Regions from separate parts of the Homo sapiens genome. Here region 2 is linked to region 1. Evidence: read pairs that join two places in POLR2A ChIA-PET (ENCODE). Cell type or tissue: OCI-LY7. All regions are shown on one strand. Links, peaks and the distances in the headings refer to the core of each region. The heading gives the core; the rest is flanking DNA. Region 1 overlaps LOC105370802 (a long non-coding RNA gene). Region 2 overlaps LOC105370802 (a long non-coding RNA gene).

Region 1 (8,573 bases), core at 308-8,307:
TATAACACGGATTTAAAAGTTGACTCTAAATTTAAAAGTGGTGACCTTGGACAGCCTAACTAATCTTACTGGAGCTTAGTTTCCTCATCCGTGAGGATTAAATGAGATTATTTGTGTTAAGCACCTACACATGGTAGACCTTCCAGATTGTGGTTTTCTATCTGAGCTTGTAATGTCCCTAAAGCAGACCCTGAGGAAAGGGTTTGGATGCAGTAGTTTATTTGGGACATGGTCCTTAGAAGTACCACTGAGGAAGTGGGGAAAGTGAGACAGAGAAGGGAGAAAAGTAAATAGAAGGTATGCTAGTGGCCCAGTAACCACTATGAGCAACTGAGGCTCAAACCCCCAGAGACCATGAGAAAATGTGCAGAAGCCAGCTCAGAATCATCCCCCTAGAGCAGTAGCTGGAAAACTTGAGTGTGCAGCAGAATCACCCGAAGGGCTTGTGAAAACACAGATTGCTGAGCCCCATCATTAGGGTTTCCCTGTCAAGAGGTGGGGGTGGGGGAGACATGCATTTCTAACAAGTTTCCAGGTGAGGCTGATACTGTTGTCGAGGGGCCACACTTTTGAGAACTGCTTCACTAAAAGATTGGAGGCTGGGCACTTAGCCACTGACCCACCCCCTACTGAGATTATCCGCTGTTTGAGAATATTAACTCAAACACATGCATTCCCAGGTTGGCCTGCAGTGGCAAAACAAGTGTGAGCAGTGCCAAAGCACCCTTTAAGGCAGATCAAAGGAGAAACAGGTGCGTATAGGTAGAAAGCTGTCAGCATGCTGGCAGCTGTCTCTCACAGCTATCAATGAGCCCAGTTAAACTGAGGGGATAGGGACGGGGCATCATTAGCATCTGCAGTGCTTTCTCTACCCTATTGTTGCTGCATTTGTGGCCATTATTAGTCCGTAAACTGAAGGGCTGCAGTCTCGAGGTCGTTGGTTGAAAAATCCCTGAACCAAGTGGTTGTGAATGTGAAAAACTTCCTCAGTCTGAGGATAACAGCTGCAGGAAAGGACTCTTGCCTGTCAGACACTTCTTCAGCAAATCCAAGAAATGAAGAGGAAAGGAATGAGGCCAAGTGCAGAGCAGTTAACCATGAGGGACTCTTCAGTGTCCAGCAGACCCACTGTGTCTCAATGCAAACTCCTGACCCCACCAAGTCACGTCCCTGCTGGAGAGAGGACGCGTTTCACATGCAGATCATACAGAGCACAGGGCTGTCCCACATGCTCTTTGTGCCCTGTGGAGAAAATGGCTAGCACTGGTGATAAAATGGGACTGCTCCATTATTTGGTTCCGCATGTACACTTAATTGTCAACATCGCCATCACTTTAACTGCAAATAAGCACAATCTTATTGCCCATCAATTGTTTGATGGGAGGAAAACGGGCTGTTTGGAGGTGATGTCGAGATAAGAACCATCATTATTATCTTTTTATATGAGGTTTCGTTTTCATTCTTCACTTCCCTTGCCATCTCCTCAGTGATTATATTTTTCCACAAATTCAAAATTGAAATACCACAGTCAACACAAAATATTCCAGCATTCATCTGAGTCCTGAGGCTGTCATTTACTAATTCCAGATATCTGTAGTAGGAGTTTTTTAATCTTTCTCAAAGAATTTTTATATCTCTTAATCTATTCATCCTCATAACAATGCCTTAAGCTTAAAGAGTGGCAGAAATACTATCTGCAAATGAGGAAACTGAGGCACAGAAGAGCAAATTGACTTGTCTGGGAACTGACTGGTGGTGATAACAGCTGATTTCCACTAATCTGCAGAGGGTCATGTTTAGTTTCACTCATGTGGCTAGAAATAACTAACCAATGGGTATAAAGAATTCCCCATATTTACTCTGCCCTTTATTCAAGCAGTAGTAGAGCTCCCTGCTCATGGCCCCAGAAAAGGTATGTTATTCAAAAACATAAAACTAGCCCTGGAGAACTCCATGGGTTTCCAGAGGAAGCAGGAAGAAAAGTAGAGGAGCAGAGAAGGAGTCTTAGAGAGGGGCAGCGGAGACAAAAGACAGCAGAAACATGCAAGAATACCCTCCCCTTCCCCCGACTAGAAAAGGACTCTGAGATGCAATAGGAGTGGAAAGAGAGGGCTGTGTTCCCAATCAACAGGGATCTAGATACCACTTTTTGGCACTGGAGCCAAGAAAGAAGCAAGACACTGAGAGAAATGCTGCAGGGAGTGTGGCACCCGAGGCATAGGGCCCAGAACTCAGCAAAGATTTCCAGAGCCCCAGCATATTCAGGAAGTAACAGAGTCCAGCACCCAAAAGGACCATCAGGACAAAGACATAGTAATAATACCTGGAATCTTGACCCAGGCCCATGAGGCAGAAGCCAAAGGGGGCAGGGTTAGAGGAGGAATCTTCAGAACAGCCAAATACTAAAAAACCATCAGAGGAAAAGCGGCTCTAGATTATAGGTTATAGAGTAACTGACATTCCACACACCTGAGTTTAGGGCTGAGACTCAAACATACGATAATCTTCTTGGTGCCAGCAGCATTCTCAAACAGTTGCCAGGGCAGATCTTAGGTAAAATGTTGGAGCAGTGAGGATTTCTCTGGACTCCTTCATCCTGAAATGCTGGTGCCTCACCCAGAGCTTCCCTCTGCTGCCCCCTGGTTCCAAGCACATCTTCCAATGTCCTCTCTCAGGACACACTTCTACTACCATCGTTAAAACACTACCCTGTAGTTCCAACTAGATTATCTAATAATCATTCTCAGTCTTCTCCCCACCCCAACCCCTAAGAAGTGTAACACACAAAATACAAATTCCCTCAGAAGCAGTAAAGTGCTCAGCATGAATTCTCAGATGAGAACATGGGGGTGGGGAATAGAGGAATCTGAATACAATGTTAGGAAAAGAGGTGAGGTTTGAGCTTTTTACGCTTACCAAAAGGAACATTAGTTTGAACGCCTATCACATGGCATAAAAAGAGCATTTTCAAAATCTGGGCATGGCCATGAGAGTGCTGTAGACACGTGAGCTAGGCAGGACAAAAGATTCAGAACCACTATATTACATTAATGCATAAAAAGCTTTGAAATGGTGGAAAGCTGGGAGAAGACGGTAGATCCCAGCTCTAGACCACTTACATCTGTGTGAGTTAGAACAAGCATCACAAATCATTGCTATCACAGATGACAGCAATTGTCATCATCATCACCTTCATTATCTCATCATCTCATCATCATCATCTCTACTGCTAATACAGTTAATACTTATTGAGAACTTATGGAATGGGTATTATTTTAAATGCCTTTCAGCTGCACACAAACTGTTTATAGTATGTATTGTTTTATCCCTAATTTGATAAGAGGAAACTAAGGCACAGGGAGGTTAAGTGATTTGCCCAACAAGATGATAATTTGCAGAGACAGCAAGTCCTGTAGTGTGAGATGCCAGCTCTGAACCACCCTGCTTTACCAGGGATAGGTGTGTTAGAAAGATTACATGAGATAATCTAAGACTGTGTTACATGTATTATGTGGCTATGCAAAGGGGATATAATCATGAGAGAACCAAGTTGCTTCCCAATTCATGGTGTACTAGTCAGGGTTCTTGGTTGCAAATAAGAAAGGTATCACTGGTAAACATAAGAAGAAAAGGAATTTACCCAAAGGATATTGAGCAACTCAAAGAATCACAGAAAGCCCGGCAAACAAGGTGTGAGTGGACACTAAGTGCAGTGAAACATAATGAAGACCCTACCCTAAGAACAATCTGCTCAGGATCCAGCACTAGCACTGTTGACTCTAGCCATCAACCATGTCTCTGCAGGGCTTTGCTACCCCTAAACAGTACCATGCTCCTTGACTCTAACTTGGTCACAGCCACTAGGAATAATGGCTCTCTGGCCCCCTCTCCTTCAAGTTCTAAGGATTCAATCAGAAATAGTTGATTGGCCACAATTAGGTCATAGGCCCACCTTATGTCTTGCTAGATATCTGTAACAGTCAGCTATTGCCACAATAATGCAGCATATCAAACCACCCCAAAACTCAAGGGCTTTTAACAACAAGCATTTATTCTTCTGTCTCACTACAGGTGAGCTATGGTAGCTCTGCTTCAGACTACAGGTCTGGATCAAGTGTGCTCCACGTGTCTCTCATCCTCCTTGGGCCAGAGACTATAAGGGGCATGTTTTTCTCGTGTACAATGTCATTAGTGCAAGAGCACAAGCTGAAACACATGATGATGCTTCTTGAGGCCCTGGCCCCAAACTGGCATACTACCACTTCCACCTGTATTCCATGGGCCAAAGCAAGTCATGAGCCCAATCCCAACATCAGTAGAGTAGAGAAATACACTCTCCTCACTGTAATGGGAGGCACTGCAAAGTCACAAGACAAAGGGCCTGGATGTATATAATTCTAATGAGGGAGGTGTAGAATATTGCAAATTCACTCTACCCTATGATCACAAAAGAAGGAGCCCATTTCCATTTCTTCAAAAATAGAAAGGGTGCTTAGCTTCTAGTCAGCTAAGATTTTAAAAATTCACTATTCGTGTTAAGGGGGAGGCCTTCTGAAGACAAGGGGTCCTCAGGAACCTCAGAGATGAGGACTCTTTCCAACTCTTTTTCCCACTTTCCATGGTAAGTTACAAACCCAGCACAATGTCCAGCTTAGGGTCAAGCTTCTATTTGAAGTTTTTGAAGATGAATGTTTATGCGGTATGTTTCAGCTTATTATACCGATGATTGTGTTATTTCCCTGGATGATTTTTTCAATTTTTATTAGAAATGACAGCTCTTTTATTAAAAAGCAGGAAATATCATATTAAAGAAAAATACAAGCAACAGTTATCAGGTACTAAAGGATATGAAAGTTCTATCTTGTGAAAGAGAGGAACTAGCGGTATCTTTAACGGATTTGCAGTTTGAGTGTTTTATTAAATCTGACACCAAGCCTGCAATTAAGACCAATTATTTGGTCATAGTGTCAGTTCCACTTAAAATGAGAAAGTTTGTGATGGCAACAGTTTATTTTTAATAACTGATTTCAGAGAAAACCATTTTGTGATCAATTGCTACTTCCTGACCTCCTGATCTCCAAATAAAAGACTTGTACCTGTGGGGTTACTTGCACGAACCCACCCCAGAAGAGCAGTCACTAGATGCTATTACAGGCTGACAGTGAGTTATATATTCACTCAACCATTCATCCATCCTGCTACACACAGATGCACCTGGTGGGTGCCCCTGCGGTAAGTGCCTTCTATTCATGCTGCATTCAGACAAAATGCTGAGCCTGAGAACTCCTACCCACGCCACTGAGAGAGCCTTCATCCTCTGAGCAGGAAGAGATTTCACAGATGCTTGTGTTCTGGTGATTATGTGTGAGGACATGCATCCTTCCAGGTGTATTAATCAACGCCCTCTTTACTCATTTAATAAAGCCCTACCTAGACGGTTTTGTTTGATTGTCTGTGTGTTTTTGGATTTGTGGTTCTTGGGGTGAACAAATGGCTCTCAGGTTCCAGGAATACTTCCAAGACAGCGCCTCACCCCTCACAGGTTAGCCCATGCCACTGGGCGAGTAACTCCAGATATGAGGTTGCCAAACTTAAATTAGCCCATGCCACTGGGCGAGTAACTGCAGATAAGAGGTTGCCAAACTTAAATGGGGCCACTTTTTAAAAATTCACATTTTTCCTATTCCAAGGCACAATCTCCCACAAATTACACTGAGGTAATTTAGGAATTTCATGTTTTATCCTTTGTTATCCTCCCCTTCTACTTGTAGGGCACTTGGGTTTAATAGCATGTTCACCCCCTTCCCTACTTTGGGGCTGTTTGCATGGTTTGGCTTCTTTTGTTCTCTTGCTCCTTTAACTTGCTATTATGATTCTGGAATCTAAACAATAACCCCCAAAATTCAGAAAGCATAAATTTAATACATTTTTACCATCTAATCCACCAAAGTTTCTGATAAATAAGGTGTCTACATTCAGCTTTGGCATAAAGAATGACTACTGGCAAGAAACTAGACTGAGGTCATCATTTTCAAATTCTGTCAGTTTTGATGGACTGGAAGAGCTGAGAGGGATGGGGGAAGGAGGACATTGGGGAGAATAGTGTATGTTCTTATTTAAACAGACAAGCAAACAAAGACAGAGAGGACCTTTAAACCTTTCGGTAAAGGCTTCTAACTTGAGGCAACACATGTCATCCTCTGTTTCACGTCCTGAATCTCACTTCAGCCCGCATACAGCTGCTTTAGGAGACAGAGACTGAAATAGAAAACCAGCCGTGGTGATGAAATGTGACAACCTGCTTCAGAAAGGACATGTTTGATGTGTTTTCCAACTGGATGTTTCTAAAATTTATGGCAGTTTCAGACAAGATTTCCAAAGAAATCCTTTCTCTTCCTCATTTCAAGCTTCTAAATCTATAATACCCTTATCACCACTGCAGAGAGTCACCAGAGAAAAAGTTTCTCCCCAACAGGTTTTACAAATTACCTTTCACTCTTCAGATGTGTCGCTTCTCGGAAAACCCATGTGTCGCTCATCTTCCCAGGCAGGACAGCCCCTCTTTGCGGATATATTACTTGCCTCCTCAAGGCCTCAGTTTCTTCATCTGTGCAATGAAGAAGTTCAGCTAAATAATCTTTAATGCCACCTCAACATGTAACATTCAGGGGCTCAGATTTTCACAGCAAGCTTGAAAGCATTTTGAAGGTTATAGTGCATCCTTAATAAGTAGGGAGGGACATTCTAGAAATATGAAAAAAAGACATGCTTTAAAAACAAGGACTGAGCTTCCAGTAATGGCCAAATAAAGATTCTACCAGAATAAACACCCTTACAGACAGCTACTGTAAAATATGGACACATTATAAGAAGCAGCTACATGGAGGCACAAGAGGGTGATGGAAGGCAGGTAGAGTCTAGGGAGGAGTCCATGCACCAGGGAAGACATTACATGGAGTAGGTACTCCATGCTGCTGCTTCTAGCCTGGGGGTAGGTTCAGTTAGCTTGCATGGAACAGCAGGTACAGTGAAAAATAAACACATTTTTTCTGGCCTTAGAAATCTGAGTACTGGCCGGGCGCGGTGGCTCACGCCTGTAATCCCAGCACTTTGGGAGGCCGAGGCGGGTGGATCATGAGGTCAGGAGATCGAGACCATCCTGGCTAACAAGGTGAAACCCCGTCTCTACTAAAAATACAAAAAAAATTAGCCGGGCGCGGTGGCGGGCGCCTGTAGTCCCAGCTACTCGGGAGGCTGAGGCAGGAGAATGGCGTGAACCCGGGAAGCGGAGCTTGCAGTGAGCCGAGATTGCGCCACTGCAGTCCGCAGTCCCACCTGGGCGACAGAGCGAGACTCCGTCTCAAAAAAAAAAAAAAAAAAAAAAAAAAAAAAAAAAAAAAAAAAAAAAGAAATCTGAGTACTGAGTCCAGGGCAACCGCAGTCACTGAAGAAAAGGGAAATTTGGGAGGAAAAACAGCCAGGAGGGGGATACCCAAATTCTGCCTGCCCACATCTCTGGCTGGCTCCTGAATCACACATGCATGGAGCAGACTCAAAGCACCTCAGCTAGAGGTAAAGAACCTAAAGAGAGTTTGGAACTGGTTAAAAACCAAAAATAGTTTGGAGCTCATATTTAACCAGGTTAATTGTGTGCTAAAAGGAAAGAAACATGACTCATCAAAAGAAATTAACAAAATCCAGTATCTACAACATGAAATTTATTGTGTACATTACACAATCAGAAAGTACTCAAAATATAACAAATCAGGAAAAGTGGGAGCCCTAACATGACAGTCCCAGAGGAGCTGGAGCAGAAGGCTGTGATATTTATCCTACTGTCTCCCTTCCCGTGAGGTCTGGCTATGTCAGACCATTCCACAATATTTTAAATGTTCACCCTTTTCATACTCCTCCATCCCAAAGCCATTCGACTTCTCAAAACTTTGCATTTAATGAGCTCTTAATTCCAGGTGATCACAAGAGATTGTTTCACCACTGCGTGCCCTGTGCTACCAGAAGACCATTCCCTAATACAAAGGGATTTACCATCTTTTTCCCCAGTTACCAAGCCTAGATTCCCCAATTTTCCCTGATGATCTGTTACTTACCATCTTCTCCCAGTACCAATATTGTACCAGTCAAGTTTCTTGACTGCAAACCATAGAAATGAATTCTAGCTGATGAAACAGATAAGAAACTTACAAGGAGGAGCAAAGCAGTTCATAAAAGTGACAGGAAGACAACCTCCTGCTTCCAGCCATGGGAGAATAACAAGAAATCCATTTTTCCAGCATTATTGAGATATAATTGGAAATAAAAATTCTATATATTTAAGGTGCACAACTTAATGTTTTGATATATGTATACATCGTAAAATCATCACAATCAGGCTAATTAACATATATATCACATAAAACCATTCTTGTGTTTGTGTGTGTGTGCAGGTAGTGAAAACATTTAAGATCCACAAAGTTTCAGCTATGCAAGATGAATAATATACAGCAATATGACTATAGTTCACAACATTGTTTGTATACTTGAAATTTGCCAACAGAGTAGATCTTAAGAAATCT
Region 2 (8,573 bases), core at 220-8,219, 54 kb after region 1:
GCAGGCTTGGGCCTCCACAGGCAGTTAATGGGGTCAGAAGAACCCTTTTCTCTCAGAGGCGGTGCATCCCCAGTCAGCCCAGACTGCCCTTAGGGTAAGGAGCAAAGTGTGACTCCTTCCCTTTCAAGCCTGCAGTTGAAAATGCAAAAGGTTGTTAGCAGAAAAGGCCACAAGAAGGGTATTTGTTTTTCTTGCTATAGCTTTTTCCTAATTCACAAGCTGACAGGCACATGCATATGTTCCAGATTCACACACTCCATATTTATCTCTTTAAAATTGTACTCTCTCAATTTGCTCTATTTTTTTTCCTTCCCATCTCCCACCTTCCTTTAGAAACAATCACTGATTTTAGCAGAACTGGAGTATATACACTCTTTATTTTGAAAGCAATAGTTGAAACATTTTAAGATAATTTGTGATCACTGAGGAAAATAAAAACTCCTCTATCAGGATCCACCCTCTTTTTGTTGTTGTTGTTGTTGTTTAGACGGAGTCTTGTTCTGTCGCATAGCCTGGAGTGCAGTGGCGCGATCTCGGCTCACAGCAACCTCCACCTCCCGGGGTCAAACGATTCTTGTGCCTCAGCCTCCTGAGTAGCTGGGATTACAGGCATACACCACCACGCCCAGCTAATTTTTGTATTCTTAGTAGAGATGGGGTTCAAGTGATCCGCCTGCCTCGGCCTCCCAAAGTGCTGGGATTATGGCGTGAGCCACCGCACCCAGCCCCACTCTGTTTTCTTAAATAGACTTTATTTGTTAGGAGCAGTTTTAGGTTCACAGCAAAATTGAGCAGCAGGTCCAGAGATTTTTCCAGCACGCCCTGCCCCCACACATGCACAGCAACATCTCTCCACTAAAGCGGTACATTAGCACTTATAGGAACTAGCTGGGTATGTGGATGGGGCACATACCCTTTAGCAACATCTCTCTGCCAAAGCAGTGCATTTCTTATGACTGATGAGCCTTCATGGACACATCACAACCACCCAGAGTACACAGTTGACATTAGGGTTCACTCTTGGTGCTATACACTCCAGGGGTGTGGACAAACATACAATGACACGTATCCACCATTATAGTACCACACAGTAGCTTCACTGCTCTCCATTCTCCATGCTCCATCTATTCAATCCTCCCTCTCCCCTATCCCTGGAAAGCATTGACCTTTTTCACTGTCTCCTTAGTTTTGCCTTTTCCAGAATATCATATATTTGGAATCATACAACGTGCAGCCTTTTCAGATTGGCTTCTTTCGCTTACTAATAGGCATTTGAGGGTCCTCTGTGTCTTTCATGGCCACAGGTTTACCTGTGATGGGAGGCCCCTGTCTGGGCACTGAGAGCTCTAGATATTTGACTGGTCCTGGGAGACACTGTATGAGTAAAGAACACAGACTTTGGATCACAGACAACCATGTTGTGTGACCTTAGACAAGCCTCAGTTTTCTCATCTGTGAAACAGGGGAGGAAGAGTAGAGGGTAACACAAAAATAAACTTCTTCAATTCATGGAAAGCATCCTGGCACTGGAAAAGTTTGGTGTTTGTTGTATGCTTGAAAATAAAATACATACTGTTTTTAATGTGAAAAAACAAAATAAACTTCCTCATAGTTGTTAAATGAAATAAAGTATATAAAGTATCAAATATCTCCTGGGACTTAATAAATTCTCAGCAAATGGCTGGGAAGCAGCTCCCTAAAATAACTCTTTAATTACAAAGGAGAAAATAGTAACTTGTGGAAAAACCTGATAGATGCCACCTTAACCAAGTTACTATCACAACCAATAATGAGACAATCTGACATTAAGTAGCTCCTGGTGTGATGTACTTCTATTATATTCCTGCCAAAAATGCATGAAAATCTAATTATGAAGAAACATCAAAAAAACCCAGATTGAGGGACACTCTACAAAATAACTGGCTTGTACTCTTCAAAAATGTCAGTGTCAAAAAAGACAAAGAAAGGCTGAGGGACTGTCCCAAGCTAAATGATTAAGAAGACATGATAACTAAATGTGATGCATGATCCTGGATTAAATCCTGGACCAGAGAAAACAATAGCTATAAAGGACATTATTGGGATAATTGGTGAAATTAGAATATGGAAAGTGTATTAGATAATAGCATTATTGCAATGTCAAATTTTCTGAATTTGGTCATTGTACTGTGGTTATGTAAAGAACATCCTTGTTCTTAGGAAATGCATGCTGAAGTATTTGTAGGCAAAGGAGCAGCAGGTCTGCAGCTTACTATCAAATGGTTTAGCAAAAATAATAGCTTTATATAAACAGGTAGATTGAAAGAGAGCAAAAGCCAAGGTGGCAAAATACTAACTGGTGAGTCTGGATGTATTCAGAAGTTCTTCGTGTGATGATTGCAACTTTTGCTTGAAAATATTTAATTATTTTAATAGTTGTATATTATCTTTAAATTTCAATTTATCCTTCATATCTCCAACCTGGAACCTTGTGAAGTCATCCTAACTGGTCTCCTATCTGCAGTCTTTTCCCTCCTCCAATTTATCCTTTATGCCATCTCCAGAGTATCAGCAACATATAAATGTGATCACATCATTCACTTGCTTAAAAACCTTTAACGTTCCCCAAATGCTGAGGAAGTCCCTTTTCTTTACTTTCCTCAAACCATCTCCAACACAAGGCAGCTGTGTGTGGAATATTTCTCCTGCAACCTTATTAAACAAACCATAACAATACTTCAAATTAGATATTATCTCCATTTTATAGATGATAAAACTGAGGCTCAGAAAAATAAGTGATATGCCCCAGGTGATGTGCTAGTAAGTAATGATGCTCAGATTCATCTAACTCTCAAGTTTTTGCTACTTCTACTATCCCCTCCCATGACACCTCATGCTTGTTTAGCATATAGAATCAAAGGAGGTAAAAATCTTTGAGGTTTCTTTTGTTACATAATTCTCAGATCCTGCAAGCAATTAACAAGTTCTGCTTGCAGCTTGTATATTCCTTAGAACTAAAATCAGAAACAGTCCTTGGATGCAGACACCATTATTGATAAACCTAACCACCAAGACCAAGTGTCCCAGTGCATCATTCCTGCTAAACCTGCTCTTCACACGACTAGGCAGAGGGAAGAGTCTGAGATAGATTGCTTCTGAATGTTTGAGTGGATAGATCTCAAATAGAGGGGATGATGAGTGTTCTAAAATGTGCAGAACCATGAGGAAATTCATGAGATATCATGTAAAACTTACAAGTACTCCAAGTCTAAACTGTGAGTTGCAAAATTAGTAGGCTACTGTTGACTGTGAAGGTAACCTGTTAATGTTGGCAGCTCTGGATAAAATTCATTATTCTCAATGCGCTTCAGATGCTTGTCTGTAAACATTGTATCACCTCAGCATGCAAGGGACACAAGGCCATGACTGATGCTGTGAAGGTTGTTGGCTATCATAGTCTCATGAGCACTAAACGTAAAATAGTAAAGCTATCCAAAGATTAATTCACACCTGTGGCAAAGAGTATCCTTGCACTTGACAGTAGCTTATATCACTAACGAGGGGAGGCAGGACTAAACATGCCACCTTACTAAGGCCTTGCAATAACTACTCTTCAATGAAGGTAAACAAGTGTATCTGCATTAGTTATCTATCATCTATTGCTGCATAACTAACTGCTCCAAAATTTGACAGCTTAAAAAAGCACATATTTGGCTGGGCATGGTGGCTCACGCCTGTAATCCTAGCGCTTTGGGAGGCCGGGGGTGCAGATCACAAGGTCAAGAGATCGAGACCATCCTGGCCAACATGGTGAAACCCCATCTCTACCAAAAATACAAAAGTTAGCCAGGCGTGGTGGTGTGCGCCTGTAATCCCAGCTACTCAGGAGGCTGAGGCAGGAGAATCGCTTGAACCCAGGATGCAGAGGTTGCAGTGAGCCAAGATTGCGCCACTGCACTCCAGCCTGATGACAGAGTGAGACTCTGTCTCAAAAAAAAAAAAAAAAAAAAAAAAAGCACATATTTCTCACAGTTTCTGTGGATCAGAAATCCAGGAGCAGCTTAAATGAAGACCCTAGCTCAGGGTTTCTCACAAGGGTATAGTCATCTCAGAGCTCAACTGGGGGAAGATCCACTTCCAAGTTCAGTCACATGGCTGTTATCAGGATTCAGTTCCTTGAGGGCTGTTGGACTAAGGGCCTCAGCTCCTCTCTGGCTGCTGACCCAAAGCCTCCCTCGGTTATATGCTGTGTGGGCCTCTCCACACAGAAGCTCACAACATGGCAGCTGGCTTCCCTCAAAGGAAAAAAGCAAGAGAACAAGAAAGGGCAAGCAAGACAGGAAGCCAGTCTTTTTGTAACCTAACCTCAGAAGTGACATCTCATCAGTTTTCCCACATTCTATTCAGTAGAAGCAAGTCACTAGGTCCAGCCACACTCAAGGGGAAGGGATTGCACAAAGACATGAATATGGGCATTAGGGCTGACTGGAAACCAACTTAGAAGCTGCTACCACTGTGTCACTGGACGTGCAACAGAAGGATTCAGGTCAGCACCTCAGGCCTCAGTGCTGACCCCTGCCCACTCTCTCCATCAACAGCAGCTGCTCAGTCCTGGATGACGCATTGGTACACTAGCAGGACCTGCTCCAGAGGAGGTGGGCTTTTGTTTCTGTGGGGTTGATTCCACTTTGCAATATTCCCTGAGATCTCAGTTCATCCTAACAGAGCAACACTACAGAAAAACAAACACACACATTTGAGGTGAGCAGATAAAACAAAATGACAACATTTTTTCATCCTTTTGAATGCAGACTAGGTATGTAACATCTCAAAGAATGAACTCCACAAAAGTGGTGAAAACAAAAAGATCCTTTAAATATCAGATGAGAGTCTTGAGTGCAAGCATTGCCTAAAACAGAAACTAATTGTACAACCTTTGGCACATTATTTAACCTTTCCTCACTTACTAAAAGAAAAAGAAAAAGAAAAAGACTTATCTAGTCCAACTTTCTCAAAGACTCCCTCCAGCTCCTTCTCAAGGAGAAAAGTTTCTCTCAACCCCTCCCTTAGGGGACCAATGTCAAAAGAGGTCATTTGCCCCCTTCCCACATACTCCCAGGGCATCCTGGAGCCCTGGTTAACAAATGCATTTAAATTCCCACCGTAGCCAAAGGCTTTTTTGGTGGAGCCAGGTTATTCTGGATCAATACATGTGCCAGGACATTTTTAAGCCATTTAATTGGTATTCAAATTGATGGCCCAGATTCCTTATCCTTCACGGAAATGGATGCTGGATGGTGCACAGGATGCTGAGATATCCTGTGGAGGGTATGCTTTGAAAAAGCTCTTGCAATCTCATCACTCCCAGCAGTCTCACATATAAAATGTTTGATAGCTGACAATTTAACACATCCAACCAGAAACAAATCATCATTGTTATGCATCACTGATGGGCCATCCACTAAGCAGATGTGTGAGAATTTGTGTTGTAATTACCTACAGAAGAGTTGCCAGCAGCTATTGCCCCTGAAAATTTTTTCAGGCACACAGGCATATTTTATATCTATTGTCTAATATGCTGGGAATCAAAGGTACTTTGGCAGCAGTATTAGCAAACCAACTATCTGTAATAACCTATTTGGTGTCCTGAGTCTCAAACCAGTACTCTTCCTAATTACTCTTAACTCCTTAATTTTCACTGTTTGTCTTAGTCTGTTTTCTGTTGCTATAACAGAATATCTGAGACTGGGTAATTCATAAGGAAAAAAGGTTTAATTGGCTCATGATTCTGGAGCCTGGAAAGTCCAATATCTGGTGGCCACATCTGGTGAGGACCTCATGCTGTTTCAACTCATGGTGGAAAACAGAAGGGAAAGAGGTAGTGTGTAAAGAGACCAAACATGAGAAGCAGCCTCCCTTTATAATGACCCACTCTCGAAGTAACAAATCTAGTCCCACAAGAGCAAAACTCACTCACTCCTATGAGATAGCATTAATCCTTTCATGAGGGTAGATTCCTCATGACCTAAACAGCTCTTAAAGGTCTCACCAACTCTCATCACCCTTACCCTGGGGACCAAGACAACATGACTTCTGCTAGGGTCAAACGATATTCAAACCAAAGAACTGTTTATCTTAGGTTGCAACTATATTTGTGTGTGTGGTTTTTTTGTTGTTGTTGTTTGTTTGTTTTCGTTTTTGAGATAGTTTGGCTCTTGTTGCCCAGGCTGGAGTGCAAATGGCATGATCTCGGCTCACCGCAACCTCTGCCCCCCGGGTTCAAGCGATCCTCCTGCCTCAGCCTCCTGAGTAGCTGGGATTACAGGCAAGCATCACCACACCTGGCTAATTTTGTATTTTTAGTAAAGATAGGGTTTCTCCACATTGGTCAGGCTGGTCTCGAACTCCCAACCTCAGGTGATCCACCTGCCTTGGCCTCCCAAAGTGCTAGGATTACAGGCGTTAGCCACTGCACCCAGCCACAACTATATTTGTAAACCACCATAACTTGGAAGGGGTTATTAAATGGCCCACCTCCTGGCCTCTACCAGTAGCACCCACGCCTTCCCCCTGACAAAAAGCAATAAAAACCCCTGCCTTTAAATTATTAGTATATGCAATGTATGTAGAATCCTTAGTGTTTATATCAAAACTTGGAATGTGATAAGCTACACTAAACTGTCCAATGGTAAATAAACTCTTCTCAACACTCCCCACACTTCTATCCCTCCCCACCACACTATCAAGGCCTGTCTGTTTGTCCCAGTGACCCACAATTGCTATCGTAGATTCAAATAACTCTGCACATTCTCTTTTTAGATTTCTTTTATCTCTATTCCACTCTACTCTCTCCCTCCCCAGGCTAAATCAAGCGTTCTCTTCTCTTCAGCCATGCTCTTATCAGAAGAAAGATTCTTTGAGTCCATCTGCCTCTCAGATCCTGCCTCCTCTCCCCTTCTACTTCGTCTCCTAAACTGAAACCTACATTGCCCCCTTCCCATGCCATCCAAAGAAGACCACTGCTTCTCCTACTCACTCCAGTTTGAGAAACCAGAAGGAAAAATCCACATATTTCTCCCTTCTTTGTCTACTTCACCACCTCCTCTTGTATCCTCTTGAATCAATTATTCCATGTGACCTCTCCCCTATGTTCTTCAGGACTTTCCAAACTTTGCTCCCATCATTGTAGCCAATATACCCTTCCTTCATCCTCAGAGATGTGAATATCTTCATGGTCTTGAAACACCCCCAATGGTCTCCCTTGCCTTCAAACACCCTCATGTATTGTGTGAGCATGAGCCTGTTTTATCTCCAAAACATCAAAGCGTAAGCCCTAGCTCTGAAACTCCCATCCAACTGCTACCTCTGCCTAGGGCCACAGTCCCCTCTCTTACTGAGACTGTTTTGAAGCAAGTATTCAGCCCCATTCTCCACTCAACCAGTCCCCTCTGGCCTGGCTAGTTCCCAAGATCAACCACTTCTGATCAACCGCCACTTAATTCTGCTTTTACTAATAACCCAGGATCCAAATTGCTCTTGGCTTTCCACCCACTGAGACCCTACTTTGTAAGAGAACCAGCACTGAAGTGTGATTTTGCCTGGTAACATTAGACAAAGTCAGGCTGTCTAATCACAGCTGGGTCCCAACTAGGGGTGAAGGGTTGGGTTGCAAGGCACTTCACCACCCCTCAGTTGCACCCAGTCATTTTCATTCTGCTCATCCTCGGTCTCACCCTCTCACTCTCAGAAAATGACCTCAACTCCTATTTCACTGAGAAGAGCTACCTCTTATTCCTCCCTCGATCTACTCTGATCTCTCTCCATCCCCACCTTCACCAACCCTCAACCCCAAACCTATCCCCCATCTCCCTGCCAACTTTTCCCTCCTTCTCTGAAGAACAAATTACTTTCCCATGTGGTTTTTGCCCAAGATGTTTGCATAGTTTGGGCTGGCAACTGCTTGTGCCAGAACCCCCAACCCCAGCTGGTTGAGTTACAGAGCAACCATCCTTTCACTACTGCAAAAGAAAGTGGTGAAAGCAGAGATTGCAAGCTTCTATGAAAAAGTAAGGGCATCCCACAGCATGCCTGGCCTCTTTCATCTTGCCATAAATGCCACTAGTATACAACAGGGGACTCTCCAGTGCGGGGACCAAAGCCCAGGCTGGGAATTTGTAATAAATAGATGCTGGTTTTGAAGTTGTTGGGTATTTGTTTACCACGGAAACATTCTGGGTTTCCTACTCGGGTTTTTTTTAGCTTTTTTTCTGTGTGATTATTGCTGAAAATTTTGTTGTCTTGGTTTGTGCTAATTTAAATTCTCCTTTCCTTTATCTGGATTGATTTATTATCTATTTTTCTAAATTCAAGCTTCTTTTATTTTCTTTTTAAAATATTTTTCTCTTAATCCTCTTTGTTAAAGTATTAACACCCAAAAGAACATTCTTAATTCCTTAATCTTGTACTTAAGCTTCAAAACCATCTACTTTTATGTTTTTATTGTTTCTCCCCATGGGGTTTAGTCTGTTATCCTCTTAATCTTTTATCTCTTTCACTTTGATGTATTTAATCTTTTACCTTGTTGGTTTATATTA

What was found. Peaks named below come from ENCODE experiments on the same cell type or tissue, not always from the same donor. Only the 100,000 strongest peaks of a DNase experiment are listed, where the experiment ranks them.
Region 2: POLR2A ChIA-PET joins it to region 1 with 6 read pairs; 2 of 35 experiments call an interaction of 5 or more read pairs at or near these places.

Annotation. Positions count from the first base shown.
Region 1 is chr15:45,774,617-45,783,189 of GRCh38, reverse strand. All of the region lies in intron 1 of LOC105370802 (a long non-coding RNA gene), which reads right to left. Among named protein-coding and RNA genes, the nearest start is that of SQOR, 140 kb to the right of the region's middle. In OCI-LY7, for the core only: no CTCF peak of the experiment used is centred there; DNase peaks (open chromatin) are centred at 5,229 and 6,239; H3K4me3 peaks cover 1,814 bases; H3K27ac peaks cover 5,442 bases.
Region 2 is chr15:45,720,272-45,728,844 of GRCh38, reverse strand. The region is part of intron 1 of LOC105370802 (a long non-coding RNA gene); the gene reads right to left. Among named protein-coding and RNA genes, the nearest start is that of SQOR, 90 kb to the right of the region's middle. In OCI-LY7, for the core only: no CTCF peak of the experiment used is centred there; a DNase peak (open chromatin) is centred at 8,014.